Linked DNA regions of Homo sapiens: region 2 is linked to region 1. A link is a loop called in an ENCODE intact Hi-C map of the cell type or tissue named here. Cell type or tissue: heart right ventricle. All regions are shown on one strand. Each heading gives the region's core, and the rest is flanking DNA. Links, peaks and the distances in the headings are about the cores only. Region 1 overlaps PBRM1 (polybromo 1). Region 2 overlaps PBRM1 (polybromo 1).

Evidence for each region. Hi-C counts contacts between places; a loop is a spot of excess contacts. Peaks named below come from ENCODE experiments on the same cell type or tissue, not always from the same donor. Only the 100,000 strongest peaks of a DNase experiment are listed, where the experiment ranks them.
Region 2: a loop joins it to region 1, with 1.8 times the contacts of the local background. A loop is called at or near these places in 3 of 110 quality-filtered maps.

Annotation. Positions count from the first base shown.
Region 1 is chr3:52,597,723-52,613,045 of GRCh38, reverse strand. It overlaps PBRM1 (polybromo 1), which reads left to right. Exons shown (of 32, transcript NM_001405607.1): 18 at 3,091-3,733; 19 at 9,314-9,525. Among named protein-coding and RNA genes, the nearest start is that of UQCC5, 69 kb to the right of the region's middle. In heart right ventricle, for the core only: no CTCF peak of the experiment used is centred there; no DNase peak of the experiment used is centred there; H3K27ac peaks cover 2,314 bases.
Region 2 is chr3:52,547,701-52,563,023 of GRCh38, reverse strand. It overlaps PBRM1 (polybromo 1), which reads left to right. Exons shown (of 32, transcript NM_001405607.1): 27 at 1,056-1,257; 28 at 4,611-4,775; 29 at 8,145-8,300; 30 at 12,207-12,277; 31 at 12,387-12,603; 32 at 14,789-15,323. The coding sequence ends at 14,961. It also overlaps the pseudogene RNU6-856P and the pseudogene RNU6ATAC16P. Among named protein-coding and RNA genes, the nearest start is that of UQCC5, 19 kb to the right of the region's middle. In heart right ventricle, for the core only: no CTCF peak of the experiment used is centred there; no DNase peak of the experiment used is centred there; H3K27ac peaks cover 1,501 bases.

The sequences.
Region 1 (15,323 bases), core at 3,878-11,877:
TTTCATCTAATACTTGATAAATTATCAAGTTCTTCTGATTGTCTCACAAATGTATTTTTATAGTTGATTTCCTCAAATCAGACTCTCATTAAGTTCTATATAATAAATTTGATTATTATACTCTTTTTTTTTTTTTTTTTGAGACGGATTCTCACTCTGTTGCCCAGGCTGGAGTGCAGTGGCACGATCTCGGCTCACTACAGACTCCGTCTCCTGGGTTCCCCCAATTCTTCTGCCTCAGCCTGCAGGGTAGCTGTAACTACAGGGACACGCCACCATGCCTAGCTAATTTTTTTGTATTTTTAATAGAGACAGGGCTTCACCATGTTGGCCAGACTGGTCTCGATCTCCTGACCTCAAGTGATCCGTCCGCCTCCGCCTCCCAAAGTGCTAGGATTACAGGCATGAGCCACCGCACCCAGCAGATTGTTATACTCTTAAACCCATGATCTAGAGCAGTCTCCTTCCTTTTCTTTCCACATGCCAGTAACTCATTGAAGAAATCAGGTCACTTTCCTGTACAGTGTCCCAAGTTCTAGGTTAGACAGGCTTGCTTCCTTGTGATATCTGTAACTTTTTTCTTTATTTCCCTTATTTCTTATAAATAGAAGTTAACTTTGAAGGTGCGATTAGATTAAGTTTCACCTTGGTGGTGATACTTTATAAGGGGTTTGCTGCCCTTATGTTGTATCATGTCTTGAGGCAGTGTCTGGTTAAAGTAGAATCCAGATAAAGTCCACATACTGCAACTGATTGATACCTCTTTTTTTTTTTTTTTTTTTTTTTTGAGACGGAATCTCGCTCTGTTGCCTAGGCTGGAGTCAGTGGCACGATCTCGGCTCACTGCAACCTCCGCCTCCTGGGTTCAAGTGATTGTCCTGCCTCAGCCTCCCAAGTAGCTGGGACTACAGGTGTGCACCACCACGCCCGGCTGATTTTTGTGTATTTTTAGTAGAGGCAGGGTTTCACCATATTGGCCAGGCTGGTCTTGAACTCCTAACCTCGTGATCTGCCCGCCTCGGCCTCCCAAAGTGCTGGGATTAAAGGTGTGAGCCACCATGCCCAGCCCGATACTTCTTTTAATCTGTAAACTCCCCTCCAGCTCTCTCTTTTTCCACCCCTTACCATTTATCTGTTGAAGAAATTAGATTTGTGCTGTAGTTTCCCATAGTCTGGGTTTTGCTGATTGCATCCATATGTTGTGGGGTTTTTTGTGTGTTTTGTGTTTTGTTTTGTTTTGTGGAGACAGGGTCTTACTCTGTCACCCAGGCTGGAGTGTAGTGGCACATTTTTGGCTCATTGCCACCTCCACCTCCCTTCTGAAGCAGTCCTTCCACTTTAGCCTCTCGGGTAGCTGGGACTACAGGTACACGCCACCACGTCCAGCTCATTTTTTTGTATTTTTAGTAGAGACAGGGTTTTGCTATGTTGCCAGGCTGGTCTTGAACTCCTGGGCTCAAGTGATCTGCCCACCTTGGCCTCCCATAGTACTAGTATTGCAGGCATGAGCCACAGCTCCTGGCCCACTATGTTGTACTTTCATGTGTTCCTCTGTCCTTTGTATTTCCTATAAATTGGTAGTTGGAGCCAGAGGCTTGATCAGATTGAGGTCTGATCCCCTGTTCTCTCCCTTAGGCAGAAAAACCGACTTCATAGGTAATATATGGTCTTCCATCAGGTACATGTGAAATCTATTTATGGCTTTCTGTTAACAGGTGTTGTTGCATACTTCATTAATTATTAATTCATGAAAGGGATGTAAAATTGTGATAGTTTTTAATTTTATTCCTTATTAGCTATAGAGAAACTTTGCCTTATCTAATATTTGATTAGCCAGTGGTACAGTGTTTTTTTTGTGTGTGTCTTGCTTTTTGAAAGGATAAAGGCTTGATTTTTGTTTTATTTTGTTTTCACCTTTACCAGTTTTCAAAATATGTATTGGTTTACTAACATCCTTCAATATTTACCCATTTTGTTGTTTGTTTGTACGTATTATTAAGAACTACCAGACTTAAACATATGGCTGAGTTGTAATTGAAGTTATTGTCCTTATTGATACTCAGGCTGGTTCAGGCTCGTTCCTGTATTCTTTTTGTTTTGTTTTTTTGAGACAGAGTCTCGCTCTGTCGCCCAGGCTAGAGTGTAATGGCTTGATCTCAGCTCACTGCAACCTCTACCTCCTGGGTTCAAGCAATTATCCTGCCTCAGCCTCCCGAGTAACTGGGATTACAGGCGCCACCACCACACTCGGCTAATTTTTTGTATTTTTAATGGACACAGGGTTTCGCCATGTTGGCCAGGTTGATCTTGAACTCCTGACCTCAGGTGATCCACCCACCTTGGCCTCCCAAAGTGTTGGGATTACAGGCATGAGCCACCACGCCCAGCCGGTTCCTATATTCTATTGACATGAAGTCATGGTAAGAAGTCATTGATAGATTCTTTACTGTCTAGTGTTTGAAGATATACCAGACTGGGAATCAGCCATTTACCAAGGAGCCCTACCTTTTTCATGTTTCTGCTGAAAGGTGAGGGCTCCTCAACATTACTATTTGGAATTAGTATTTTAAAACTCTAATGTGGGCTATACTGCTACTGAGGTAGTCATTGTTTGTACGATTTTCAGTGGACAGAGCTAGGAAATTTGTGTGTTTGTTTGTATGTTTATATTTAAAGATAAATTACATCATAAGTTCATAGTGATACTTTCAATTGAGATTAAAGGCCTCAAGGTAATTATTAATGTCCTACGTTTTAACATCCGTTATCTCTTTTTATCCCATGATGAAAATCTCAGTTCTCCAGGATACCAGAGGTGATAGAATGTCACATAGCTACTCATTTGCTTTATTCCTTCTTATTCACAGCTTTCTCAACCTTACAGTAGTCTCCCATCAAAAATATAATTACTGAAAACAGTTAAAAAAAATTTTTAGTACTTTTTTGTCTGCAGGTTATATTTCACTATAGACATGCTAATTGCTAGATTTTACAAATTACTTGGAATCGTCCCTTGTGGTTATGCTACCATCTGTATACAAATTTAGGTTCATTTATTTTATTCATTTAACATTAAATATCTCTCTTTAGGTAGGAAGAGTGGCATTTCTCCTAAAAAATCAAAATACATGACTCCAATGCAGCAGAAACTAAATGAGGTCTATGAAGCTGTAAAGAACTATACTGATAAGAGGGGTCGCCGCCTCAGTGCCATATTTCTGAGGCTTCCCTCTAGATCTGAGTTGCCTGACTACTATCTGACTATTAAAAAGCCCATGGACATGGAAAAAATTCGAAGTCACATGATGGCCAACAAGTACCAAGATATTGACTCTATGGTTGAGGACTTTGTCATGATGTTTAATAATGCCTGTACATACAATGAGCCGGAGTCTTTGATCTACAAAGATGCTCTTGTTCTACACAAAGTCCTGCTTGAAACACGCAGAGACCTGGAGGGAGATGAGGACTCTCATGTCCCAAATGTGACTTTGCTGATTCAAGAGCTTATCCACAATCTTTTTGTGTCAGTCATGAGTCATCAGGATGATGAGGGAAGATGCTACAGCGATTCTTTAGCAGAAATTCCTGCTGTGGATCCCAACTTTCCTAACAAACCACCCCTTACATTTGACATAATTAGGAAGAATGTTGAAAATAATCGCTACCGTCGGCTTGATTTATTTCAAGAGCATATGTTTGAAGTATTGGAACGAGCAAGAAGGATGAATCGGTATGTTTTCAAAGCCATTTTTATTTTGAGGATATGTGCTATTTAATACAAAACAGATGAAAGAATATTGCTTTGATGTACTATTTCCACTTACATACATGATTTGTAGTTGGTAGCATGCTATTCTGAATTCTAATCAGCCAGAACTTCTTAAGAGTGAGTATATTCTGTGGGGGAGAGAAGGCACACCACTAAGTCATCTAGTTTAAGGCCAGTGAGGAGGAAGACAAAATTGAAAATCTCTTGAAAAGCATAAACTTAAAATACAGCCTTTCATAGAATGTGTTTTTTAAAAAGATAAATGTTTCTAATTGGAAATAGTAACAGCGTTTTTCTTTTAAGGTTTGGCTTCAGTGCACGAATGCTTTAAATAAAATAGCTCTAAGGTGTTGTCCTGAGGTTAGACTGATAGAAATTTGATCACCATTTTAAGTACCTCAGAGGGTTTCTTTTTTTTTTTTAATCTCAGGTTTCTCACCTTAAGAGCTTGCTGAAGACATTAAATGTTCTAAAAGAAGCAATCAAATTTAGATTTACTTTAAACTTAAATTTCCTTCTAATTTTTATCTGTGATATATCGTTGCTACATGTCAATAGCAGACTTGACTATTAAATTCAGCAATTACAGTGTATTTTATATGTGCACTTAGAGACAGTTGGAAAAATATAAAAAAAAAAAAGATACAAACCTTACCTTCCTGGAGCTTACAGCCTATCATGTTTAGAACTAGACCTTCAGGCAGTGTAATGCCAGCTGGGGAATCTATGAAATCAGAATTTGCTCTGAACCTTTAAAGAAAAGCAAGTAGTAATGTTTGCTTTCAGTGTCTTTGCAAATAAAAGAAAAAAAACATAGTAACATTTGCTGCTTGTGTTAAGCACCAGCTCTTCGTAAAGCACCATGCTAAGCACTTTATGAAGGCAATCTCTAACCCTTATGATAGCCATTCTAGATAAGTGATAATCTTTTCAGTTTGCATGTGAAAGAATTAGAGGCATAGGCAGAGAAAAGTTACCCATAGTCTTACAACTAGTAAATGATGTGACTTGTCTTGCTCTCCACTGCAGAGGGCTACTCCTGAGCCAGTTACCAGGACAAGTCATGGAGCACGGCCATAGATGATAAGCCTTGAGCTCTGTGCTCTAAAAGCTTGAAGTCTGATGGATGGGCCAGGACTTACGCTTAAGGGAAAAATAATTCCACACATGAGACAACATGCCACAACCTTATATTTAGTAAAGATGGTGATGTAAGGAACTCTGTGGGCCACAGTTCTCCTTAAAAGGCATGGGATGATAGGTAGGGTTCAAATGAATAGGCCAGAGGATATTTCAAATAAGATGAATGTTATGAGCAAAGAAATGGAGTTAGGAAATGAATATGATATGTTTAAGAGACAGGGATAGAGTTGGGGCCAGTTTGGTGAGGCCCATGTGTGACACTTTTAAGAAATGGTCCTTAATAATATGGTTCTTCAGCAATTGAGTAGAAATAAAGAGAAGGATGGAGGGACATCTTGCAGTCAAAAACTCTTGGAGTTACTCATTTATTCAACACATATTTATTGAGAGGCTACTTAATGAGCATATTCTAGATGCATGTAATACACCAGTGGGCAAAACAAACTCTGCTTTCATGTAGCTTAGACTTCTTTCTGTTCTTGTTCTTGGCTTAAGTAGTCCTTAAGTCTAATACCCCTCCCTTCCTCTCCTCCCTGCTTAGCCCCATTACATCTTGGTGTTAGTTCTGTGAGTCTTTCAATGAGTATTTGTCTTCTAGATTATTAGGAACTTCGTTTATGTCTTATAGATGAAATGTTTATTTTAAGAATTAAGATTTGTATCTCTAGGAAATTAGCTCTTTTCATTCTCCCATTGTTGACATGGTTGTTTTTTGCTTTTGAGGCCTGGAAGATAGAGTCCAAGGTGTATTTTTATGAGATAGTGATGCACACAGTTTTACCCTCATGCCCAGAGCTTTGTTGAAAAACAAAAGGGATCCCTGGTAATTTAGTAGTTAGGAAAAATTTTTTAAAGAAAAACATACGGGGAGCCATTCTTAACTTTGTGAACAAAGATAGTATTGTGATTGCTTATAGTACTTATTAAGAATAAGTACTTAATAAGAATTGATGGAGATGCATCAATTTAGTGAATGATAAACTATGCCTTTATCTACTATATTATCAGTAACAAAGCTAGGCATCCCAGAAATATTAGTTCATAAATTCAATGAAGTCTACATACCGTAGATTTCCATGTTGATCTCTAAGAGTCTTCATGCTTCATCACCATTTACCCCTACCCCTACCCACCACTGCTACCCAACATCACCTAGGACTTCACAGGCTAAAATAGAAGGAATCTGAACAGTGAGACGTAACAAGAGAAAAATTCACTCAGGTGACAATAGTTTGTCCATCAACAGTATTTAGTAACAGCACAGTGCTGACTCATGCCAGTTGGCTGCTGGCTTTCCTAAACTGCTGGCAGTATTCCCAGACTAAACACTCTGATCCCCTTGCAGGTAAAAGAGACCTGTGGGAAGATGAACAAGGGAAGCATTAAGAGCCTCCTGTATTCTTAATTATTTCCTTTTGCTGAATGTCTGCCTTATATAAAAAGATTACCAATTGAGGGGAATTTAGAGTTCTTTTTCCAGCTTGCGTTTATGTTCCTGCACATTCAATGAATACCTGACCTCGTAGACTAATAAATTCTTTATAATGCTTTGAATAAACAAAAGCATATACTAGGTGTTTAGTGACTCTTGTACAGAATGTTCATTTCTAAACCATGCGATATGATGGAATTATGATCTGCCCTTTTAGTATACCATGAAAGGTATTTACAAAAATTTTACAAAAATTTTTTACTTTTAATTTACAGAAATTTTCACTTTTTATACTTAAAATTGTACACTATTATAAAATGAACTTTAATTTCAAGTGAACAGAATTCAAATATCTTCATTCAGAAAACAAACATAAAATTATGTTTTAGGGGCCAGGTACAGTGGCTCACACCTGTAATCCCAGCACTTTTGGAGCCCAAGGTGGGAGGATGGCTTGCACTCAGGAGCTTGAGACCAGTCTGGACAATATAGCAAGACCTTCCTTAGCTCTACTTAAAATAAAATTTAAAAAATCAGCCAAGCTTGGTGACATATGCCTATAGTCCCAGCTACTCGAGAGGTTGAGGTGGGAGGATTGCTTGAGCCAGGAGATTGAGACTGTAGTGAGCCATGATCGTGCCACTGTACTCCAGCCTGGGCAGCAGAGTGAGACTGTGTCTCAAGAAGAAAAAAAAAGTGTTTCAGGGGTGTCTTCCCTTGGTAAGTTTTATTTTTATTGCTTTCCTACAAGTATTAGCATTTCTATGACCCCAAAAGATATTTAAAACCTTTCCAAGGCCGGACACAGTGGCTCACACCTGTAATCCCAGCACTTTGGGAGGCCACGGCGGGCGGATCACCTGAGGTCAGGAGTTCGAGACCAGCCTGGCCAACATGGTGAAGCCTCGTTTCTACTAAAAGTACAAAAATTAGCCAGGCATGGTGGTAGGTGCCTATAATCCCAGCTACTTGAGAGGCTGAGGCAGGAGAATCGCTTGAACCTGGGAGGCAGAGGTTGCAATGAGCTGAGACCGCACCACTGTACTCCAGCCTGGGCAACAAGAACGAAACTCCATCTCAAAAAAAAAAAAAAAAGAGACTTTCCGGAAACACCCATTTAGATTATTGATCGTGTCTTTTAATTGTTTGTCAGTTCACCTTTGCTGATGGGAGCAGCATTCTGGGGACCTCTCTGAAGTTTGATGCTCTAGTGGCATGTATCAGTAGGTGGCCTACTTGGCCACACTCCTCTGACCAGAATGTCTCTGTAACTGCTAAGACCTTTGTGGTTAGTTTTGTGAATAAGTTTTTAGACTCTGGTATTCTTAGTTAATAGAATTTGATTTATGCCAGCCAGGTGTGGTGGCTCACATCTGTAATTTAAGCACTTTGGAAGGCTGAAGAGGGAGGATCACTCGAGGCCAGGAGTTCGAGACCAGCCTGGGCAACACAGGGAGCACCCTGTTGCTACAAAAAATTTTAAAATTAGCCAGCCTGAGCCCAAGAAGTTGAGGCTATGGTGAGCTGTGATCACGCCACTGCACTCCAGTCTGGGTGACAGGGCAAGACCCAGCCTCAAAATAAAATGAAATAAAAACAATTGTATGTAAACCTTCCTCAGACCACAGTGGTACTAGAAACAGTAATAAAATTTCCTCCAGTCAAAATTCTAAAGTCTGAAGTTTATTTTGCCCACTCCCCACATTTTATTTATTTATTTATTTATTTATTTATTTATTTTGGGACAGAGTCTCACTCACTCTGTTGCCCAGACTAGAGTGCAGCGGCGCGATCTTGGCTCACTGCAACCTCCACCTCCCGGGTTCAAGTGATTGTCCTGCCTCAGCCTCCTGAGTAGCTGAGATTACATGTGTGCACCATCAGTTTTTGTATTTTCAGCAGAGACTGGGTTTCACCATTTTGGCCCACCTTGGCCTCCCAAAGTGCTGGGATTGTAGGTGTGAGCCACCACAACTGGCCTGTTTATTGATTTTTTTTTTTTTAACAGACAGGGTCTTGCTCTGTTGCCCAGAGTGGGAATGCAGCGGTGCCATCATAACTTACTGCACCCTTGAACTCCTGGGCTCAAGTGACCCTCCCGCCTCAGCTTCCCGGATAGCTAGGACTGCAAGTGTGTACCCCAATGCCAGGCTACTTTTTTGTTGAGACAGCGTCTTGCTGTGTTGCTTAGGCTGGTCTCAAACTCCTGGCCTTAAGCAGTCCTCCCGCCTCGGCCTCCCAAAGCATTGGGATTATAGGCATGAGCCACCATGCCTGGCCGCTTTATTTCATAAATGAGGAAGGAGACTCAGAAAAGTTCTGGGTATGACATACATAATCTTTTTTCCATCTTTCACTATGTTGCCTTTGCTGGTTCCCCAGAATTACACAGTTATTTCTGGGAAACTAAAATGAACATTAACTCTGAGGCCTGTAACCATTATAGAATACTTTCATGGCTTTGCTTTAGGTTCCGATATTCACAGGGTCTCACTAGCCTAGGCAACCATGATGTAGGACCAAAAGGAAGAAAATAGAGCCTATTATGTAACACATCGGTCTGCTATTAAGAGAAAGTAAAAATTCAAAGAATAGATACGAGTAAGTGTTGAACATATTGTGGAGCCTTGGTACAATTCTTGGTTCTGGCAGCCACCTTCCCCTGCCAGAATCGATTGATGCGTGTGCCATATATCTCCAAGAGAAAATACATGAGGCCTTTCGTTTTTCATGAGCTGTACAAGAAGTGAGCCTTGAAGTAAAGGAAAATGGTGGGCATGGGGCTTACCATGGTAAAATGACACTTTGGATTTTGTTCTAACAAACTTCGGAAAGATACTCTTCATAGACCTGTACAGAAATACCACTATATCAATTAAAGAAGCATTTAATAGAATTTAACATATAATTGAGGTGTTTAAAAGAAACAGCTTGTATGTCAATGGATACTCTTGATGCTGTTATAGGACAGATTCAGAAATATATGAAGATGCAGTAGAACTTCAGCAGTTTTTTATTAAAATTCGTGATGAACTCTGCAAAAATGGAGAGATTCTTCTTTCACCGGCACTCAGCTATACCACAAAACATTTGCATAATGATGTGGAGAAAGAGAGAAAGGAAAAATTGCCAAAAGAAATAGAGGAAGATAAACTAAAACGAGAAGAAGAAAAAAGAGGTTGGTTTCTTTTCATTTTATTGAATATGAAAAAATGCACTGTCTTCTAGGTGTTCTCATAATTAGCTGTGGAAAAGAGTCCTGTTTGTATGAATGAAAACTCAGGGTATTGACTATATTAGAGTAGACGCAATGAGATGGAAATATTTTTATAGTTATCAATTTGGTCATCAGACCTGGGAAAGATTAAAAGTTACCTGTGACACAGCTGTTATCCTAGCATTCCAGGAAAAGAGTCAGTTAATTCACAAGTGTGGGGGCTTAATGCCTCTTTATATTATTGGTAGATCAAAACCTAAGCAGGCCAGCTAGAACTAGAAAGCATTCTCAACAGTGAGTCCATGAAGTTTTTGCCACATCATGCAGTAGCATTGCTTTCCTCATAGATACTTTGGACCAGACAAGTAGATGATATTTTGGTTGAATCACATACCTGGAGAAAAGTTTTATTTTAATTGTATCAAACTATAAAATGTTACTTTGGGTCACTTGCCAGAATTTAGAAATATTTTGATAACAGGACCTTATGATTACAAATTGGATCATTTCTGTTAAAGTTCAAGTTCACATAGATTCCTAGAATGTGTGACTCTAAGTTATGTTAATCTTTGGCATCAAATCTCCTCCGTAGATTTTTTTCCCTTAGGCAAGAAAACAAAATAGATTGATTTGAAGCAAATTCTTATAAGCGATGGCAAACCCCAAAAAGAAGGGAAAGAGACTTGGTTGGTGAGAATAGTAATTTTGCCAGCATAGAACTAACTGCAAAACCAACAGCTTTGTCACCAAAGGAGATATATGATATACTCATTCAGGAAGATAGTGAATATATATGTGTGGGGTTTAGGGGAGAGGGGAATCTATGACTTTGCCAGCTAAAAGTGGTTGATGCAGAAATGCATGGAGTAAAGCTGCAACTTTGATGGCCCAAGGTGACGATCCAAGTTAAAGAATATTCTGAAAATTAGACATCTATAAAAGGACTGAGATAAGCTCTCCACACATTCCCAGCCAGCTGGAAAACCTACACATGCTGTGGGGGAAGATGCAAAAGAACCTGGTGAAGAGCAGAATCCAAAGGATACTTGAAAATTGGCTGCAACTTTGAGTGCATCCCCCAACCTATACACAGATCTGTCAGCACATGGTACATCCTTACGGGCTTGAGGTAGTTAAGTACAAACTTCACCTAAGTCATTGGCTATAGAAAGAGAGGAGCAACCCCTAGTGTCAGGTTTCCTTGCAGACCTATAGTGGGAGCTCCAGAGGAGAGAAGAGAAAGGGAGAGAAAAAAGATTTGAAGACATAATGCTGAAAACCTCTCAAATTGATGAAAAACAGCTCCAAGAATTTCAAGTAAGATAATCACAAAGAGAGCCCCATTTAGATACATCATCATCAAACCGATGAAAATCTTAAAAGCAGCAACTGATTGATCACGTACATGTAATTATCTGCACATTCCATCCAGGGGCCTGGGGATTGTCCAGCCCAATTGACAATTAGTGATACCTGAGCACTTTTCCCAGCATGTGGGGTCAGGGCCACTCAATCTGTCACTACCACGACAACTGGCACCCATCTTCATGTGTTACCTGTCGGTCCGGGTACTAGCTCACCTATCATAGCCATTGCCAGCACTGGTGCAGAACACTTGGGTCCCAGAGAGTTGGCCCAGCACTGCTACTGCTTTCACCCTTGCCACATCCACTGCCCAAGGGCTCGGGAACCCACCCACCTGCTCGATCCACTGCTGCCATTCCTGGCACTCCAGCAAGCCAGCTGGAGTCCCAGGAATTGGCCTGCCTGGACCTGCTAACACCAGTGCCAGTATACACCACTCTGGGGCCCAAAGCATGGCCCCCTTGACAGCCCAGTCCCCAGCAGTACTTTATGCACCTCAAGCCAGGCACCCCCACCTCCTCCCCACCCCCCACATTACTTAGGAACTGGGCTCCACAGGAGCCGGTGAGTGGCAGGCAAGCAAACATTACCCCCTGAGCTCCGCTTCCTGTTAGATCAGTGGTGGCATTAGATTCTCATAGGAGCATGAACCCTATTGTGGACTGTGTATGTGAGGGATCTAGGTTGTGCACTGCTTATGAAACTCTTAATGCCTGATGATCTGAGATGGAACAGTTTCATCCTGAAACCATCCCACCCAACCCTCATCTCTTACCCACACAAACCCCATCCCTGTCTGTGGAAAAATTATCTTCCACGAAACTGGTCCCTGGTGCCAAAAACGTTGGGGGCTGCCGCCCTAAGCCACTGAGGAAGTCATGGATACCACTGATACTGTTTACAGTAGAAGGAATCATACAGAGATTACACTACTGTACAAACCCAGATTCAAAACCAAAGTATCCTGCCCAACGAACACCACAGATACATCTTCAGGGAGAAGTCCTCTTCTACGAAAGTAAATTCAGAACACTGGAAGAAGTGACTGTTGTACTAGACACACATATAATATCAATGTAAGTAAGGACACAGGAATCAAGAAAAAGCAAGGAAATAATTACACCTCCAAAAGAACCCAGTAATTCTCTAGCAATAGATTTCAGTCGATAAGTAATTTAGCGGCTGGGCACGGTGGCTCATGACTGTAATCCCAGCACTTTGGGAGACCAAGGCCAGCAGATCATGAGGTCAGGAGTTCAAGACCAGCCTGGCCAACATGGTGAAACCCTGTCTCTACTAAAAATACAAAAATTAGCCAGGCGTGGTGGCGCGTGCCTGTAATCCCAACTACTCGGAAGGCTGAGGCAGAAGAATACCTTTAACCCAGGAGGTGAAGGTTGTAGTGAGCTAAGATCGCGCCATTGCACTCCAGCCTGGGACAGAGCAAGACTCCGTCTCAAAAACAAAGTAATTTATCAGATTCCAGGAAAATAATTCAAAGTTTGATACAAGATAATTCTTAGAAACATTACAAAGAAATCAGAAAAACAATTCAGGATATGAATGAGAACTTTATCAAATAGACATCATGAAAAAGAACTAAAAAATTCTGGAACTGAAGAATTTATTGAATGAAATACAAAAGATATTTGAAAACTTTAAGAACAGACTATATCAAGCAGAAAAAATAATTTCAGGAATTGATGACAGGTCTTTTGAAATAGTAATAACTCAGTCAAAGAAAAATAAAAAAGAATGAGCAAAGCTTGGTAACATAAGGGACACCATAAAGTGACCAGATTCTCAAATTTTCAGTATTCCTGAAGGTGAAGAGGAAATTTTAAAAGGTTGAAAAACCTATTTAGTGAAATAATGGATGAAAACTTTCCAAGTGTATCAAGAAATTTAGACATCCAGTTACAGAGGAGTCAAAGATCCCCAAATAGATAAAAAGAGAGAACTTAAAATGTTCCCAACACATAGAAAGGATGGTTACCCCAAATACCCTGACTTGATCATTACACATTCTATAAATGCAACGAAGTGTCACATGTGCCCCATAAATATTTATATTATATATCAATGAAAAACAAAAATTGTGATTGTAATTAATATCACTGAAATGCACACTTTACATTGGTTTAAAAGGCAGATTTTGTTATAGATTTTTTATCACAATTTTAAAATGTATTTAAAAATAATACATCCATGAAATGTTAATGTTTTTATAAAAAATATTTTCATATGCAAGTGAGATTGACAGTAAAAAAAAATTTTTTTTTTTTTTGAGATGGAGTCTCACTCTGTTGCCCAGGCTGGAGTGCAGTGGCGTGATCTCAGTTCACTGCAAGCTCCACCTCCCGGGTTCACACCATTCTCTTGCCTCAGCCTCCCAAGTAGTTGGGATTACAGGCGCGCCCATCACCACGCTTGGTTAATTTTTTTCTTTTTTTTTTTTTTTGTATTTTTAGTAGAGACGGGGTGTCACTGTGTTAGCCAGGATGGTCTCGATCTCCTGACCTCATGATCCGCCCGCCTCGGCTGTCCAAAGTGCTGGGATTACAGGCATGAGCCACCACGCCTGGCCAACAGTAAAAATTTTTTTAAAATTTGATTTGCATTTCCCTGAAGTTTATAGTTATGTTGAGCATTTTATCATATGCCTATTGACCATCTATATGTTTATAGTTAGATAGGAAGGATAAGTTACTAGTGTTCAATAGTACTATAGACTGACTATAATTAACAATTCATTTTATATTTTCAAATAGCTGGAAGAATGGATTTTGAGTCTTCTCAACATAAAGAAGTGATAAATCCTTGAGAGTATTAATATGCTAATTACCCTGATTTGATTGTTATACGTTGTATCCATGTTATCGAAATATCACACTGTACTCCATAAATATGTGCAATTTTTTTTGTGTGTGATGGGCTCTCATTCTGTCACCCAGGCTAGAGTGCAGTGGCACGATCATGGCTCACTACACCCTCAACCTCCTGAGCTCAAGCGAGTCTCTTGCCTCAGTCTCCTGAGTAGTTGAGACTAGAGGCATGTGCCACACCTGCCTAATTTTTTTTTTTTTTTTTTTTTTTTTGAGATATCTGGCACTGTTGCTGAGGCTGGAGTGCAGTGGTGTGATCTCAGCTCACTGCAGCCTCTGCCTCCCAGGTTCCAGCGATTCTCCTGCCTCAGCCTCCTGAGTAGCTGGGATTACAGGCGTGCGCCACCACACCCAGCTGATTTTTGTATTTTTAGTAGAGACGGGGCTTCACCATGTTGGCCAGGCTGGTCTCTTAACTCCTGACATCAGGTCATCTGCCTGCTTCCGCCTCCCAAAGTGCTAGGATTACAGGCGTGAGCCACTGCACCTGGCCTAATTTTTTAAATTACTTGTAGAGATGAGATCTTGCTGTGTTGCCCAGGCTGGTTTCAAACTCCTGGGCTCAAGGGATCCCCCCTCCTGAGATTCCCAAAGTGCTGGGATTGCAGACACCAGCCACATGATTATCATATGTCAATGAAAAATAACAAAAGCCCAAAAAGTGGTATATTCATCCAATGGGATATTATTCCACCATAAAAAGGAATGACATCCTTATTCATGCTATGTAAATGAACATTGAAAACCTTATGATAAGTGAAGTAAGCCAAACTGAAAAGGACAGATATTGTATGATTATACTTTTTTGAAGTATATAGAATTGGCAAATTCATAGGGACAGAAAGTGGAATAGAGGTTGCTAGGGGCCAGGTTGCAGAGTGGAGAAATGGATAATTATTGTTTAATGATTAAAGTTTCTGTTTGGGATAATGAAAAAGTTTTGGAAATAGTTTGTGGTTATGGTTGCACAACACTAAGTTATTGCCACTGAATGGTACACTTAAAAGTGGTCAGAATGATAACTGTTTTGTATTATATGTTTTACTACAATTATTAAAAAACTAATAATGTAATATACCAAAAACCATTGAACTTTAAATAGGTGAATTATGTGGTGTGTGAATCATATATGAAGTTGTTTTCCATTCAGAGAAATATTAGAATACAAAGTTGAAGAAGTCTCCCAGAAGTAGAACAACAACAGAAATAAAGGAAGAAAAAGATAATTGGCAGGGTGCAGTGGCTCACGCCTGTAATCCCAGCACTTTGGAAGGCTAAAGTGGGTAGATCACCTGAGGTCAGGAGTTCGAGACCAGCCTGACCAACATGGTGAAACCCTGTCTCGACTAAAAATACAAAAATTAGCCGGGTGTGGTGGTACATGCCTATAGTCCCAGCTACTCGGGAGGCTGAGGCAAGAGAATTGCTTGAACCTGGGAGGCAGAGGTTGCAGTGAGCCGAGATTGTGCTACTGCACTCCAGCCTGGGCGACACAGTGAGACTCTCCCG
Region 2 (15,323 bases), core at 5,008-13,007, 51 kb after region 1:
AATGGTGGGCTTAGTTAGAAGACTCTTCCTTGTGCTGAAGAAAAGCAGTAAGGAGCAACATCACCCTGTTTGTCTTTAGCTTTTATTACCCGTGTCTTTTTAATCTCTCCTTATGTAGGACCTCATCTTTTGGTTGAGGTGATTGTTGGTATTTTTTTCTCATTCAGAATTTTTACAAGACTTGGCCAGGCATGGTTGCTTATGTCTGTAATCCCAGCACTTTGGGAGGCCAAGGCAGGAGGATCACTTGAGCTCAGGAGTTCAAGACCACATTGGGCAACATAGTGAGATCTCATCTCTACTAAAAATTTTAAAAATTAGGCATGGTGATGCACACCTGTAGTCCCAGCTACTCGGCAGGCTGAGGCAGGAGAATCATTTGAGACTGGGAGATCAAGGCTGCAGTGAGATATGAGTGCACCACTGTACTCCAGCCTGGTGACAGAACAAGACCCTGTATCATTTAAAAAAAAAAAAAAAAAAAAAGAATTTTCTCAAGACTTAATTGTGAGGTCACCATTACAGATTGCACCCATGGAATTCAGTGAAACTTTCATTTCTTTTTTACTTGTAATAGATAAGGAAGAGGTGTGTTTTGACCAAGAAAATAGCCAGCTATAAACCAAACGTGTCAATAAAGCAGTAACTAGTGAATCACGTGTTCCTGGCTTCTGAAAAATTTTTTTTTTTTTTTTTTGAGACAGAGTCTTGCTCTGTCGCCCAGGCTGGAGTGCAGTGGCGCCGTCTTGGCTTAATGCAAGCTCCGTCTCCCGGGTTCACGCCATTCTCCTGCCTCAGCCTCCTGAGTAGCTGGGACTACAGGCGCCCGCCACCACGCCTGGCTAATTTTTTGTATTTTTTTTTTTAGTAGAAACGGGGTTTCACTGTGTCAGCCAGGATGGTCTCAATCTCCTGACCTTGTGATCCACCTGTCTCGGCCCCCCAAAGTGCTGGGATTACAGGTGTGAGCCACCGCGCCCGGCTGGCTTCTGAAATTTTGAGCAGTTAACCAAATGTAATGTTTTGATGCACCATAAGACCTTTCTGTCTTACAGTCTACCCCAAAGTCTGCCAAAGGCAGTGCAAAGAAGGAAGGCTCCAAACGGAAAATCAACATGAGTGGCTACATCCTGTTCAGCAGTGAGATGAGGGCTGTGATTAAGGCCCAACACCCAGACTACTCTTTCGGGGAGCTCAGCCGCCTGGTGGGGACAGAATGGAGAAATCTTGAGACAGCCAAGAAAGCAGAATATGAAGGTAAATAGAGCCTAGGCACAACTGTCTTTCGAAGCAAGGGGGTGTTTCAGGAATGCACGCGCACAGACAGGTTTTACTCTTGTTCTTACCACTTGCACATGAACTTTTATTTTGGGGACTGTTCCAAATGGCACCCAACCAGTATTTTAGATGCTAGCCTTGTCCTGACTGAGCAGAGCACTGCCCCTGACTTGGCCTCTGATCCTGGTGTTGTATTTTCCCCTGCAAATTTCTCCAAAATATTTTGCTACTAAAAATTGCATGATTTTTTTCTTTCATTGAGCCCTGTAAGCACACATGTTGAGCTAGGGAATTATTGTACAATGATGTTAAATATAATTTTAATTAAAATTCGTCTGAAAAGGGCCTCTTAAAATCAGTGATCTTGTGTTACAGCTCTTGGTAAGCCATATATTTAAACTTCAGGCTGAGTCTTTGCTAAAGTGCTTGGTTTCCTAGGTCAGTCCTGGCCTATACTGTGTCTGTATTCATAGCTACTTCTAAGGTATTTGGGTCTTTTTTATAAAGCTCAACTGCCTTTATTTTCCTTTTATTCTAATTAAATCACTTTGGGCAGTGAGCTGTCATTCAAGAATTTGGTGGTTCTTAGCCATTTAGAGACAAATACTTGAGATTTTTTGTTTTTTGTTGTTGGGTTTTTGTTTTTGTGGGTTTTTTTTAAATATCAGACATGGACTTAGTAAAGAAATTAGTAGTAAGCATTAGATTAGGCAGTACTGTTGCCCTTTGAGCTATATTTTTTCCATCTGGAATTTTATATATTGGTTCATTTTGCCAGTTTAGAGCTCCTCTCTACAATGGTCAACCACTACTCTTCTTAGGTGGGTACAGTTCTATTATTTTCTGGCAAACATTAATTATTTAGGCTGCCCCTTTTATTAAAATTTTTGAAGTCTCCAAAGAAACTTCTTTAAAAAAAAAAAGGTCATTTATTATAATTATTTGATTACTATGAAATTATCTGACAGGCTTCCCCAAGGATCTTCTGCAAAGAATCCTAATCCTGCAAGATGTTTAGCCAAAAAACATTTTGTGGCAAAACCAGTTTGAGAAGCATTCCAAACTCTCTCTCTTGGAAACTTATGGTGCATATTCCCGTATGTGTGTTGTCAGGCCCAAGGGCCTCCTCTGTCCTTATCAAGGGGAGTGCTAACCTTTTCTCCTTTCATACAGCATGCATATTCCCATATTAAAGGCTTTAAGACCACCAGTAAATAAGCTGTTTTATATTATCTGGCATTTTCTGAAATTTGACCAGGTATTTATGTAGTACCTATGAATACCCTAAAGAACTAACATTTTGCAGAATATTCTTTGGAAAACCCTAGTCAGTTCCATAAGAACCTAGAACTTTGTGGAGCTTTGATATTTCTGACCTTATTGAAAGTTAAGACCTACTACACCACTGAGCTGGAGGAGTGTTGAAAATCAAGCTCACATGAATATTGCTGAGCGAGCAGCACAGCAGCAGCAGCAAGGCAAATGGAGCCAGTGCTGGATGGCTGGTTATTTAGAGTGTGAGCAGGAGAGAGATACCTGAAGACACTGTGAAGGTAAAAACACTGGAGTAGGAATGAAGAGAGGGAGAGGTGATGGCGTCTGGAACATCCTTCCAAATTCAAAGGGGAGTCTGAAAGTGAGTGAGAACCTAGTGAGGGGGGAGTTATATGACTCAGCAGCATCTACCTGAGACATAAAATCTGAACTTTTGATGTTTTCTCTCATTGAATTCAAAGCCCAAAGTTTAGAGTTTGGGTAGCCAGTCCAATATTCAATCCACAGGCCTTATTTTTTTTTTTCCATTTCATTTTTTTGCTTTCCCACTTTACTGTGTCACTTGTATAATGAAAATACTAGAATTTGAAGTGGAACCCTAGGTCGATTTTTTTTTTTTTTTTTACTGCTAGCTCAAGTAAATAGTTTGTTCAAATGGCCTTCGTTTCTCATACTCATTGTACAAAGGGTCTGTAAACTAGGACAGTCTTAGTGATGATAAGGCTATGCAGGCAACTCTGTCACAGCCAAGAGGCCTTTGATTGCTTGACTTTCATATTCTTAAAGGAGGACTGGAGCTGTAGCTTCTTGATTCTCTGTAAAGCCATATGACCTCGAGCTATTTTCCCCCTCCTGAAATCAGTGGTGTTGAGTTCCATGTTAAAGGGTTTATGTGTGGCAGTTGGAGTGTGATATCAGGAGTTAGGGCCATAGGGTTGCTGGTTCTCTCTATCCTTGGACAAGTGACTGCCTGTCTCCCAGCCTCCATTTGCCTATGTGATGAGTGGGGGGATCTTCTATTTATGAATGGTGAGACAAGAAACCCTGTATGGTGGGAGCTTTGGAAATACAGCATTTCAGGAGTTCTTCAGTAGGGGTTCAGTCTGCTAGCTCACAAAAAGACTGGAAACATGATCATTGGAGCTCCCGGCTCTGGAGATGCAGAGTAGCTCAGGGCCGGGGAGTGGGGAGGTAGCAGGATGTATTCTACGGCCCAGAACTGCCACAGCAAATGCTCTTTTTGCATTTTGAATGAAGTAAGAGGGATTCTGGAATTTTCATTGATTTAGGGTGGTTTATGGTCAGTATTGAACTGCTCAGCTTCAGGAAACCTGGTTCTTTCAGTACATTGTCCATTGCTACATACGTGTTTATTTAATTCTCTGCTTCTGATGATTGTAGCCTGAAGTATAATGCATTTTTTTCCTTTGGGGTTTATTAAACATGACTTCTTTGCTTCATTAGAATGTAGAAATTAGTTGTTTCCCTAAAACCTTCTGAAGGAGGCAGTCAGCTACTTTTCCCTTACAGAGTTAATTTTCTTCAGCTGCTAAACTCCATGACACTCGTGATGAGTCCTCAAATCTTAGTAAAATTGGGTACAAAGAATCAGGAAATATATATAGTAAGTAACAATTGTACCAAAAATTATAATGGGCCATGGAATTGCTTCATATTGAAATTATAAATAATCTGTAATGCTATTAATACTAGAATAATGGTAGCGCTTCTCATCTTCAGGGTGCCTCGTGAGATTAACCATGGTGGTTATGCTGGTGACGTGTTTACATAAAACCTGTGCTTTCTGAATGTGTGTTGCAGTCTTAACATTCTTGAAATCTTTGCAGACCAGTTCTCAAGATGGGATAGGAAAGCTGGACTCTAGGTTACCAAGTGAAATCGGCCCGACTCCTCCTGTGTTGAGACTAGTCATCTACTGTTCCTTCCATTGAGACAGAACTGTTGCCTGTGTTTTTACTAGTCCTGTTGAATGCAATGGATGGTATTTTGAATTCCTGGGTTAAAAACAGAATTGAAAATCTGAAATGCCTTTACAGAGCGGGCAGCTAAAGTTGCTGAGCAGCAGGAGAGAGAGCGAGCAGCACAGCAACAGCAGCCGAGTGCTTCTCCCCGAGCAGGCACCCCTGTGGGGGCTCTCATGGGGGTGGTGCCACCACCAACACCAATGGGGATGCTCAATCAGCAGTTGACACCTGTTGCAGGTAAAAACAGGAGCTAAGACCATTTTTTTCCACTTTAAGAAATTCCTTCATTTTTTTTTTCTCCAATAAGGAGTAGGCCACAGTCTATTGCCTTTTCTCATGACAGATTCAAAGTTTGAAGTCATCCATGTTGTCCTATATTGCCTTTCCCATATGGGCAATGCCTCCCTTCTGCCCCAGAAATGGGCCCTGGGCCCAACCCTGGTAATTGGTAGGGAGCAGCTCTTCCCTGGCTGTGGGCATGGTCTGGTGATGTTCTCCACCCCAGCCTGCTCTTGATAGAGCACTATAGCAGAAAATATGAAAGTAGACCCTGAATTCTGTTCTAGAGGGACTCCCAAGAGAAAACACAAAACTAGTCTTTAGGTGGTGTTGATTTTCCCATCTCATTCCAGTATTCAGTTTGCCTTGTTCTGCTGCAGCCATCCTTAAAAGACTGACCGTTTAAAAGGATTTTTTGACAATGAATTGTAAATCCTTTCTTGGTCACCAATGTGCATGACTGCTAAATAGAATACAAAGTCCTTATTCAATTCATTGTGCCCACTCTGTAATGCTTTTCTATTTAATTACATTAAACTGCATTTTCTGTTAGTATCCCAGTCACATATTTAAGAAAAAAAAAAAGAAAAAGAAAATGATGAATGTGGTTTGTCTGTGTGTGTTGTCTCTGGTTCTGGTAGCCATAGCAAATTTGACTGTTCTTGAATTGAATATCTTTGTCTGACATGTCTCCAATGAGAAGTCTGCAGACCACTTCTCGGGCCCCTTCTTTGAGATCTCTCCAGTCCTGGTGAGGTCTGTACAAGCCACCTGTGTTTCTTCTTAAGCAAGCAGTCTGACCTCTTTCACAGGGAGTCCAAAATAGTGTTGTTCAAGGCAGGCTTGTTGGGATGCTGTTTTTGCTGTTTCGTTTTTGCTTTTTAAGGAAGAGTAGCATAGGATAACTTTTCCATTGTCGCTCCTAACTTTTGTGATGGCAAGTTCTCAAATGCACTGTCGCTGAACTCAGCAGTTGCACTCGCCAAAGCACATCTGAATCATGGCTTTCAGTGCTTTCAGTGTAACTGATGTTGATCTAACAAATCTCATAATCGCCTGCTCTATTCCATGGCCCATTTTGGTTAATGGGGTTCCAGAGGTTTTTAGAAATCAGGCCTTGAACATGGGGACTTTGAAAGTTAGAATTCCCTCGTTGACATTGTGTTTTGTTCTATTTGATGTGTGACGTTGTGGCACTGTGCCCTTGACTTCAAAACCCAGGGGCACATTAACAAAATGAATACAAACAGCTAAAAACAATTAAAAAAAAAAAAAAAACAGCAGCTGCAGCATTTTAGCTCCCTGTTGGGGAAGAACATTATAGAACTCTATGGATGAGGAAGGTGGTCCCTCTAGAAAGCCCCTGCTCCATTATTTAGGGTGTGCTGGCTAGACTTCTGGGCCCTGGGAGTGAAAAGCAAGCATTCTCTGCAGTAACCACTCTTTGGTCCTCATGGGGAACCCTGCAGCTAAGAGGGTGATTTTTCATGGTTTTACAGGTTTCTTAGGGCCTGAGTCTTACTTATTAGCCTTGTTGCTGTCTTGAGACCAGCTTTGCTTACAAGCATTGAAGCTCATTTGAACACATGTGACTGGGATAATAAATGCCAAAGTACAGTTTAATGAAGACAAGTGTCATGTCTTTCAGTTCTTAATAATTTCCTCAACCACAGCCCATGAAGGCTGCGTTCAGATGGGCTTTTGTAATTGAAAGCAAAGCCTCTTAACATCCTTAAATTTCCCGCCTACTTAACCCTAAATGCTATAACTGGTGGTGTGGTTAAAAGATTGGTAGCATTGGATCTCTTCATGTTTAATTAAGATGATGGTGTCTGTTCAAAAGTAGTTTTTACTTTCTGAACTCTTCATTTAAAAAAAAATGAAAACTCATAATCTTATGTATAGAGAGATTATTATTCAAATTTTTGTCATTCGGTTTATGTAATTGTAAGTTAGTCAGCTTAGGTATGACTAGTGAAGCAGGGTGAATCGACCTCAGAATTTTTAGTAATTTCATAGCCTTAAAAGACTAAACTTTTATAAATAAATATGTTTGAAATCTTCAGGGAAAGTCCAAGAGTAAAATTCTCAGAATCTGAAGTTTTCCACTATTTGACAGAGTCCCTCTGCAAAGAGTATTTTATAAAAATGAGGTTTGGCACCAGTCCCTCAACCCTCCCTTTGCAAGAAGCTGTGACCAAAGGTGACTGCATTTTGGGGGGAGCTTTGTGTTCTTATTCATCATGATCATTACAAATCCCAGAAAAGTCAAGTTGTTTTTCTTGTTTTAAAAAAATGCCATGTGGTTTTAAAGGTCTTTTGATAGGTGAGTCCTTGACATTTTGAATTTTTTTTCTTACATTTATTCCTTCTGCCAAAAATACTTGTTTGCTGAAACTCTTCTCTAGCCAGTAGAAAATATTTTGTCATGTGTAGGTACACTTTGAAAATAAAGGAATAAAAGCCTCTGTTCACAGAAATTGTGTACCTCAAATTAAAATGCTCCCTGTTAAGGTTTATATGAGGACATTTGAGCTTGGAGACTGATGGCATTTGGCATTTTCTCATATCAGCAGAGCCCAATTCTCCAGCCATTCCTCCGTAAAGTCTGTGTGTAGGCTCCTGAGTGACCTGGACTTGGTTGGCTTGGTTGGGAGTGTTTAGGTTTTATCTTTATCACATTTTTAGATCTAAAGAAGGAAATATCATTCACTGTGATGGTTCTTAGAAGCTGTTCCCCAACTCAAGCCCAAGCACAATCCATTCTTACCAGCAGTGGTAAGGCTAGAAAGGAGGAGTAGATGTAGAAGTCTTGAACAATTCCTGCCCCAAAGCTGGAGAACCATGCTTTGTGATCAGGACTATGCGCTCATTTCCCTCCCTTCCTATTTCCCCTCATGTGTACCCATGATAGGCATATGAGTGTGGGCAGAGTGGAATGATGGGGTTTATACTATTCAGTTAGAATTGCAGTCAGCAGAACTGGTCACTCTGTTTGAACAGCTTGCAATAATTATTTCCTTGGGAAGGCTGTTACTAGAACTCTTTACTATTATTTAACTGAAAACATGCAGCATATTTACCCCAGGGAAAATAACTACAAATAATAGTGTACTAAGTACTAATTCATCCCAAAATGTTGGGTCTCATATTTGTAACTTTTTATTTTGTTCATTATTGCAGCAAAATAATTGCACTAATTGCTGTTATATCATGCAGTACTAAGGGTGCTTTATTCATTGGTAGTGCATGTGGGGGTTGGTTGTTATTACTTAGCTCATGTTGCATGTTAATGATGCATGTCTGAAATTTGTTGTGTCCTTCAAGGCATGATGGGTGGCTATCCGCCAGGCCTTCCACCTTTGCAGGGCCCAGTTGATGGCCTTGTTAGCATGGGCAGCATGCAGCCACTTCACCCTGGGGGGCCTCCACCCCACCATCTTCCGCCAGGTGTGCCTGGCCTCCCGGGCATCCCACCACCGGGTAAGAACTTCATCCTCATTCACTCATTAATCTCATCTTCATATTCTCTTTTTCCGCTTTCAACCAGTTGTTCCAGGAGGCACCCGTGGCCCATTGTGGCCAGGCCTTCCCTCCCTGAGAATCCAAAGGTTGTCAGCAGCAGGGCATGTCTTGTGCATTCAGCAGGTGGCCCAGCACTTGTGCCCTTGTGCACCTGGCTGCTGGCAGCAGCACAGCACACATGGCAGAGGCCAGACTCAGCAAACCAAGGGACAAGAGGCATACTCTATCGATAATCACTCAACTAATTTGACATGTCCTTGAAAAGCCAGACAGCCTAGAAGGCTGTGTCCTCTTATCAGTGAATGAAGTTTCCCAAATTGCTAGTTCAGAGTAACATGTAAAAGCATTTTTTGCCCCTGAGTTGCATTTCTCCCTCTGGTGCAATTCTTATCTCACAGGGTATAGAGTATCTGTTCCATCTCCTACTTCTCCTCAAGCAGCCTTTCTAAGGGGATTGCAGAGCTGCTAAGGTAGAACTCTTCAGAAATCTTTCACTCAGTCTGTCTTAGAACAAAAAGCAGGGAGGGAATGCATTTTCACTGAATTAGTGTTCTGTATGTGAGTTCCCTAAGAAGCATGACATGCCAGGTGTAATGGCTCATGCCTGTAATCCCAGCACTTTCAGAGAATGAGGAAGGTGGATCACTTGAGCCCAGGAGTTCAAGACCAGCCTGGGCAACCTGGTGAGACCCCATCTCTATAAAAATTAGCCAGGTGTTAGGCCGGGCACGATGGCTCATGCCTGTAATCCCAGCACTTTGGGAGGCCGAGGTGGGCGGATCACTTGAGGTCAGGAGTTCGAGACCAGCCTGGCCAATATGGTGAAACACCGTCTTTACTAAAAATACAAAAATTAGCTGGGCGTGGTGGCGGGCACCTGTAGTCCCAGCTACTCGAGAGGCTGAGGCAGAAGAATCACTTGAACCTGGGAGGCAGAGGTTGCAGTGAGCCGAGATTGCACCACTACACTCCAGCCTGGGCGACAGCAAGACTCCGTGTCAAAAAAAAAAAAAAAAAAGGAAAAATTAGCCAGGTGTGGTGGCATGTGCCTGTAGTCCCAGCTACTCAGGAGGCTGAGGTGGGAGAATTACCTGAGCCTGGGGAGACTGAGGCTGCAGTGAGTGGTGATCGCACCACTGCACTCCAGCCTGAGCGACAGAATGAGATCCTGTCTCAAAAAAAAAAAAAAAAAAGCCTGACATTAAAGAACAGCCTAGCCTACCCTCCTAGCTGTAGATACTGGTTTGTCTGTCAACAGAAGCTTAGAAGTTCTTTTATATAGAAATATATAAATGGATTCCAGAAATAGCGACATTCATTTTCACTTTAAAATGTGAATTAGCAAGTTGAAAGATTATTTTAAAGAAAACCTAAATGAAAGGAAAATCACATGTTCCCATATTAATTGCCATCATATGCAAAAGAACTCTTAGCTGTAATCTGGATGGAGGGAATGTGACCTTTGGAAGACTCGGAAAGCATTTGGTCCATTACCTACAACATCAGCTAAGGGCCCAACCCAAATGGTAAAATGTGGTTGGAAACTTGTTAAATTTGCTTGTACCAGTGTTGGACCTACCAGTGATAGGGTTTTGCAGGGTACCAAATGATGCTTTGGAGGGTGCACCCAGCAGTGTGCAGAGTGAGCAAACTTGGTGGCCTGGCCTGGAGCCTCCAGCCACACTCTTTGTGAGAGTTGCTTAGAATATGGCCATAATTCCACAGAAGCATTTGCTCCAGGTATTGCCAGAGGAGGAAGTGTTTGTAGGGTTAGGTGCTTCATATGAAAACAGTGGACTGTGTGAATTGCTGTTGCAGCAGGAGTCAGTCATAAGGTAAATGTTCCCATGTGGCAGGTAGACTTGGCCTTAATTTTTTGCCCTCTCACCTTGATACAGGGTATCACTGAGCCAATAAGACCAGGCTGGAGTTTACACCTTCTAGGTGCACTTAGTGGGATCCATGTCTAATGCCAGTACCCTCTAGGTTGCAGATGTCTTTTGGTGGGTGTTGGGACATAGCTGTCTTCCTTTCCACCTTCCTGAAATCCTAAATTCAACTGGAGGGAAGCCCAACACACCTGCTTAGAATTGAGGAGACAGGGCCGGACACAGTGACTCAATCCTGTAATCCCAGCACTTTGTGAGGCTGAGGTGGGAGGATTGCTTTGAGCTCAGCAGTTCAAGACCAGTGGGCAACATGGTGAAACCCCATATCTATTTTATTTAATTAAAAAAGAAGCCAGGAGTCAGGGAAGACCCCCTCTTAGTGCCTACAAATGCACATGTCTGAGCAGGCTTAGAGGAGTAGGGGATTCATTGAGCTCTTTTGGTGACTCAGCTCAGATTCTCACCGGCTGCCCAAGTATGGCATTTGTCAATAGAGGAAGCAGAAGAGTTTGCTGATTTGTGCTGCCCTGCAAAGCAATGATTTACACAGTTTAGGGAGCCACACCGTGTTCTGGAATCTAAGGTGGGTGAGTGTCCCAGGGCACAGGGAGGTGATGGGCACAGAGGTTAATAATATATTGCTGGGGCACCAGCTTACCCACCACAACCTCTTCATTCATTCACGAATAATCATCAGGATCCTACTTTGGTGATCCGGGTGGACTTCTGGGTACTTGGAATATAAAACTCCCTGCTTTTTAAACAGAAGCTTTTTTACTTGTTATTTTCTAACAAATAAGAGGCTCTCTTATGCTTCCTGGAAGTGGCATTTAACAATTCTGAACCTTAGTGCTCGCTTCAGCAGCACATACACTAAAATTGGAACAATATGGAGTTGAGCATGGCACAAGGATGACATGCAAATTCATGAAACAGTTCTGAACTTTAGAATGAGGAGCTGCTTCTGCCTGGACAAAATATTACGATTTTTAATCCGAAGGGACTATACACTATGAAGTTATACCTCCTCTCGATTCTTCTACACAGCCAGCAGGATTTGTTTAAGTTTTCAAGAACAGTTCACCACAGTTTTAGGTTTATTTGATTTTAATGAACTGGGTCCCTTGCCTATTTCTGTATTTTATCAGAATAGCAAATATGCACCCTGAAATCAAAAGAGCCTCTGACACTAAATTTAGGACATCTCATTATTATCAGCTGTGCCTGTGAGACAACAATTGCTCGTGAGCATTCACTGAGGGAAGCTTACAAAATTATTATCAGGGACATAGTACAAATCTAGTAGGGCCATGAAGTCTCTCTGTTCCTTTGTCATTTTGCATATAAAGCAATAGCAACAAGGTTACTTCACTTCAGATGATTCCTTTTCAGAGTGCTACTCTATCAGATGGAAGTGTTCTCTCCCTGCCAGCACTAGTGACTCCAGTTAGAACCAGCTGCTGATGGTCTGGGAGGGGATAGCAAGGCTGTGCCTTCAGCCTTCACAAAGCTCATTTAACTATGCACTTCCACAGCCTCTTCCCTTGTGTCCCTGCTGTCCTAGCACATTGCTTACTGCTGAGCCTGATTCCAGTGCCATTCCTGCTTAAATTAAATACAGGCTTCAGTTGCAGGAGAATGTGTTGTCAGAAGAAAAACACCTTGAATGTAGAGGTATATTCTGACAATAGCTTACCTAGAGAAATACTAGAATTTTATGCAAGGTTCAAATCATTTCTAAGCCATAATTGATGTACATCTGACAGATTGTTCTAGTATTATACTTTAAGTACCTAGAAACAAAACAACTTTCTATTCAAATCCTATTGGGGTGCTTAAGATTCCTAGCCACAAAGATTCAAGGGCAGAGGTACATAGGTTTGAATTATGAATGGCATCATTTCTTATCAGACAGTAGTTTTTCAGTCATTTCAACCCAGAGCCTCTAACTGTGCCATTGCATTCTGAATTATAGGTGTGATGAACCAAGGAGTGGCCCCTATGGTAGGGACTCCAGCACCAGGTGGAAGTCCATATGGACAACAGGTGAGCCTCCCAGTTTGATTTTCTAGGACTTGACAGAATTCGAGTTATCCTTCTCAGAACATGTGCAGAGTCTCTTTTTGCCTCACCATGTGGTCCTGTGCTCTTTCAGGTGGGAGTTTTGGGGCCTCCAGGGCAGCAGGCACCACCTCCATATCCCGGCCCACATCCAGCTGGACCCCCTGTCATACAGCAGCCAACAACACCCATGTTTGTAGCTCCCCCACCAAAGACCCAGCGGCTTCTTCACTCAGAGGCCTACCTGAAATACATTGAAGGACTCAGTGCGGAGTCCAACAGCATTAGCAAGTGGGATCAGACACTGGCAGGTAAGATTCCTTCTAAATAAGCCTTTGTGAAATACATGCTTCCTCAAAGCTGTCTTACTGCTGTTAGCATAGTATATCATACAATAAACACCCCTTTTTCTTATACAATTAAAATAAATTATATATTTCATAAATGGTTTGGAGTTTCTTTGCATGTTTACGTAACACACTGAAAATGGTTTGTTTTGTTTTGTTTTGTTTTTGAGACAGGGTCTCACTCTGTTGCCTAGGCTGGAGTGCAGTGGCGCGATCTTGGCTCACTGCAGTCTCCGCCTTCCAGGTTCAACTGATTCTTCTGCCTCAGCCTCCCCAGTAGCTGGGATTACAGGCACATGCCACCACACCTGGCTAATGTTTATATTTTTAGTAGAGATGGGGTTTCACCATATCAGCCAGGCTGGTCTCAAACTCTTGACCTCAAGTGATCCACCTGCCTCGGCCTCTCAAAGTGCTGGGATTACAGGCGTGAGCCACTGTGCCTGGCCTGAAAATGGTTTTTGGGTTGTTTTTTTTTTTTTGAGACAGTCTCACTCTGTCGCCCAGGCTGGAGTGCAGTGGTACAATCTCGACTTACTGCAACCTCCGACCCCCAGGTTCAAGCGATTCTTGTGTCTTAGCCTCCTGAGCAGCTGGAATTACAGGTGCTCAGCACCACGCCCAGCTAATTTTTTTATCTTTAGTAGAGATGGGGTTTCGCCGTTTTGGCCAGGCTGGTCTCGAACTCCTGACCTCAGGTGATCTATTCACCTCAGCCTCCCAAAGAGCTGGGATTATAGGCATGAGTCACAGCGCCCTGCCTAAAAGTGTTGTTGTGGTTTTTTTTGCCAAATTTCAAAGCCTAGTTTTCTCATAAACATCACTGCCATCTTTTTAAGTACATTGTTTTTTGTTTGTTGTTTTGTTTTGTTTTGTTTTGTTTTTCAGGCATTTGGACATTAGTATAGATGCATTGGGTAAATTAAAAATTATTGGCCAGGCACGGTGGCTCCCACTTTGGGAGGCTGAAGTGGACAGATCGATTGAGTTCAGGAGTTTGAGACCAGCCTGGACAACATGGCAAAACCCCGTCTCTACAAAAAAATTAAAAATTAGCCAGATGAGGGCCAGGAGCGGTGGCTCACGCCTGTAATCCCAGCACTTTGGGAGGCTGAAGCGGGCAGATCACTTGAGGTCAGGAGATCAAGACCATCCTGGCCAACATGGTGAAATCCCATCTCTACTAAAAATACAAAAATTAGCTGGGCGTGGTGTCTGGTGTCTGTAATCCCAGCTACTTGGGAGGCTGAGGCACGAGAATCATTTGAACCCGGAGGTGGAGGTTGCAGTGAGCCAAGATCGCACCACTGCACTCCAGCCTGGGTGACAGAATAAGACTCTGTCTAAAAAAAAAAAAAAAACTATTTTACCTCAGTTTAACAAAAGGAAAAAAATATTAGAAACCGATTAGGCTATTCATTTAGTTCAACATACTTATGTATTTTCAGTATGTACTAAAGTACTTGTGTAGTTTCTGGAGAGAAGTTTGGAAGTTTCTACTTGTTCTTGATTTCTAAACCAACTTTGGTCATCTCATTTCATTTCTTTAGAGTAGAAGGTATATTTTCCCTTTCTTCACATGTTTACCTTTTTAGGAATTTTTGTTAACATTGAAGTAATTATTAAATATCAGGGATGCCTACAAAAAAATAATGATCAGGCCGGGTGCAGTGGCTCACACCTGTAATCCCAGCACTTTGGGAGGCCAAGGTAGGCAGATCACCTGAGGTCAGGAGTTCAAGACCAGCCTGGCCAACATGGTGAAACCTGTCTCTACTAAAAATAGAAAAATCAGCCAGGCTTGGTGGCAGATTCCTGTAATCCCAGCTACTCTGGAGCCTGAGGCAGGAGAATCGCTTGAACCCAGGAGGTAGAGGTTGCAGTGAGCTGAGATCGCGCCACTGCACTCCAGCGAGGGCGACAGAGCGAGACTCGATGTCAAAAAAAAAAAAAAATTTATGATCAAATCTTTTAGTGCCTAGTAAAATGATATAAGAAATGTGCCTGGAAATATTCTGCAGTTAAAATTCATAATATTTAATAAATATTCAATGTTTTGTGTTTTAATAAGTTCGTCAGACCTTAGAACTGAGGGAAATTTTGCCAACTTAAAATTCTAATTTCTGTCTCTCTGTACTTTAATTTTCAGCTCGAAGACGCGACGTCCATTTGTCGAAAGAACAGGAGAGCCGCCTACCCTCTCACTGGCTGAAAAGCAAAGGGGCCCACACCACCATGGCAGATGCCCTCTGGCGCCTTCGAGATTTGATGCTCCGGGACACCCTCAACATTCGCCAAGCATACAACCTAGAAAATGTTTAATCACATCATTACGTTTCTTTTATATAGAAGCATAAAGAGTTGTGGATCAGTAGCCATTTTAGTTACTGGGGGTGGGGGGAAGGAACAAAGGAGGATAATTTTTATTGCATTTTACTGTACATCACAAGGCCATTTTTATATACGGACACTTTTAATAAGCTATTTCAATTTGTTTGTTATATTAAGTTGACTTTATCAAATACACAAAGATTTTTTTGCATATGTTTCCTTCGTTTAAAACCAGTTTCATAATTGGTTGTATATGTAGACTTGGAGTTTTATCTTTTTACTTGTTGCCATGGAACTGAAACCATTAGAGGTTTTTGTCTTGGCTTGGGGTTTTTGTTTTCTTGGTTTTGGGT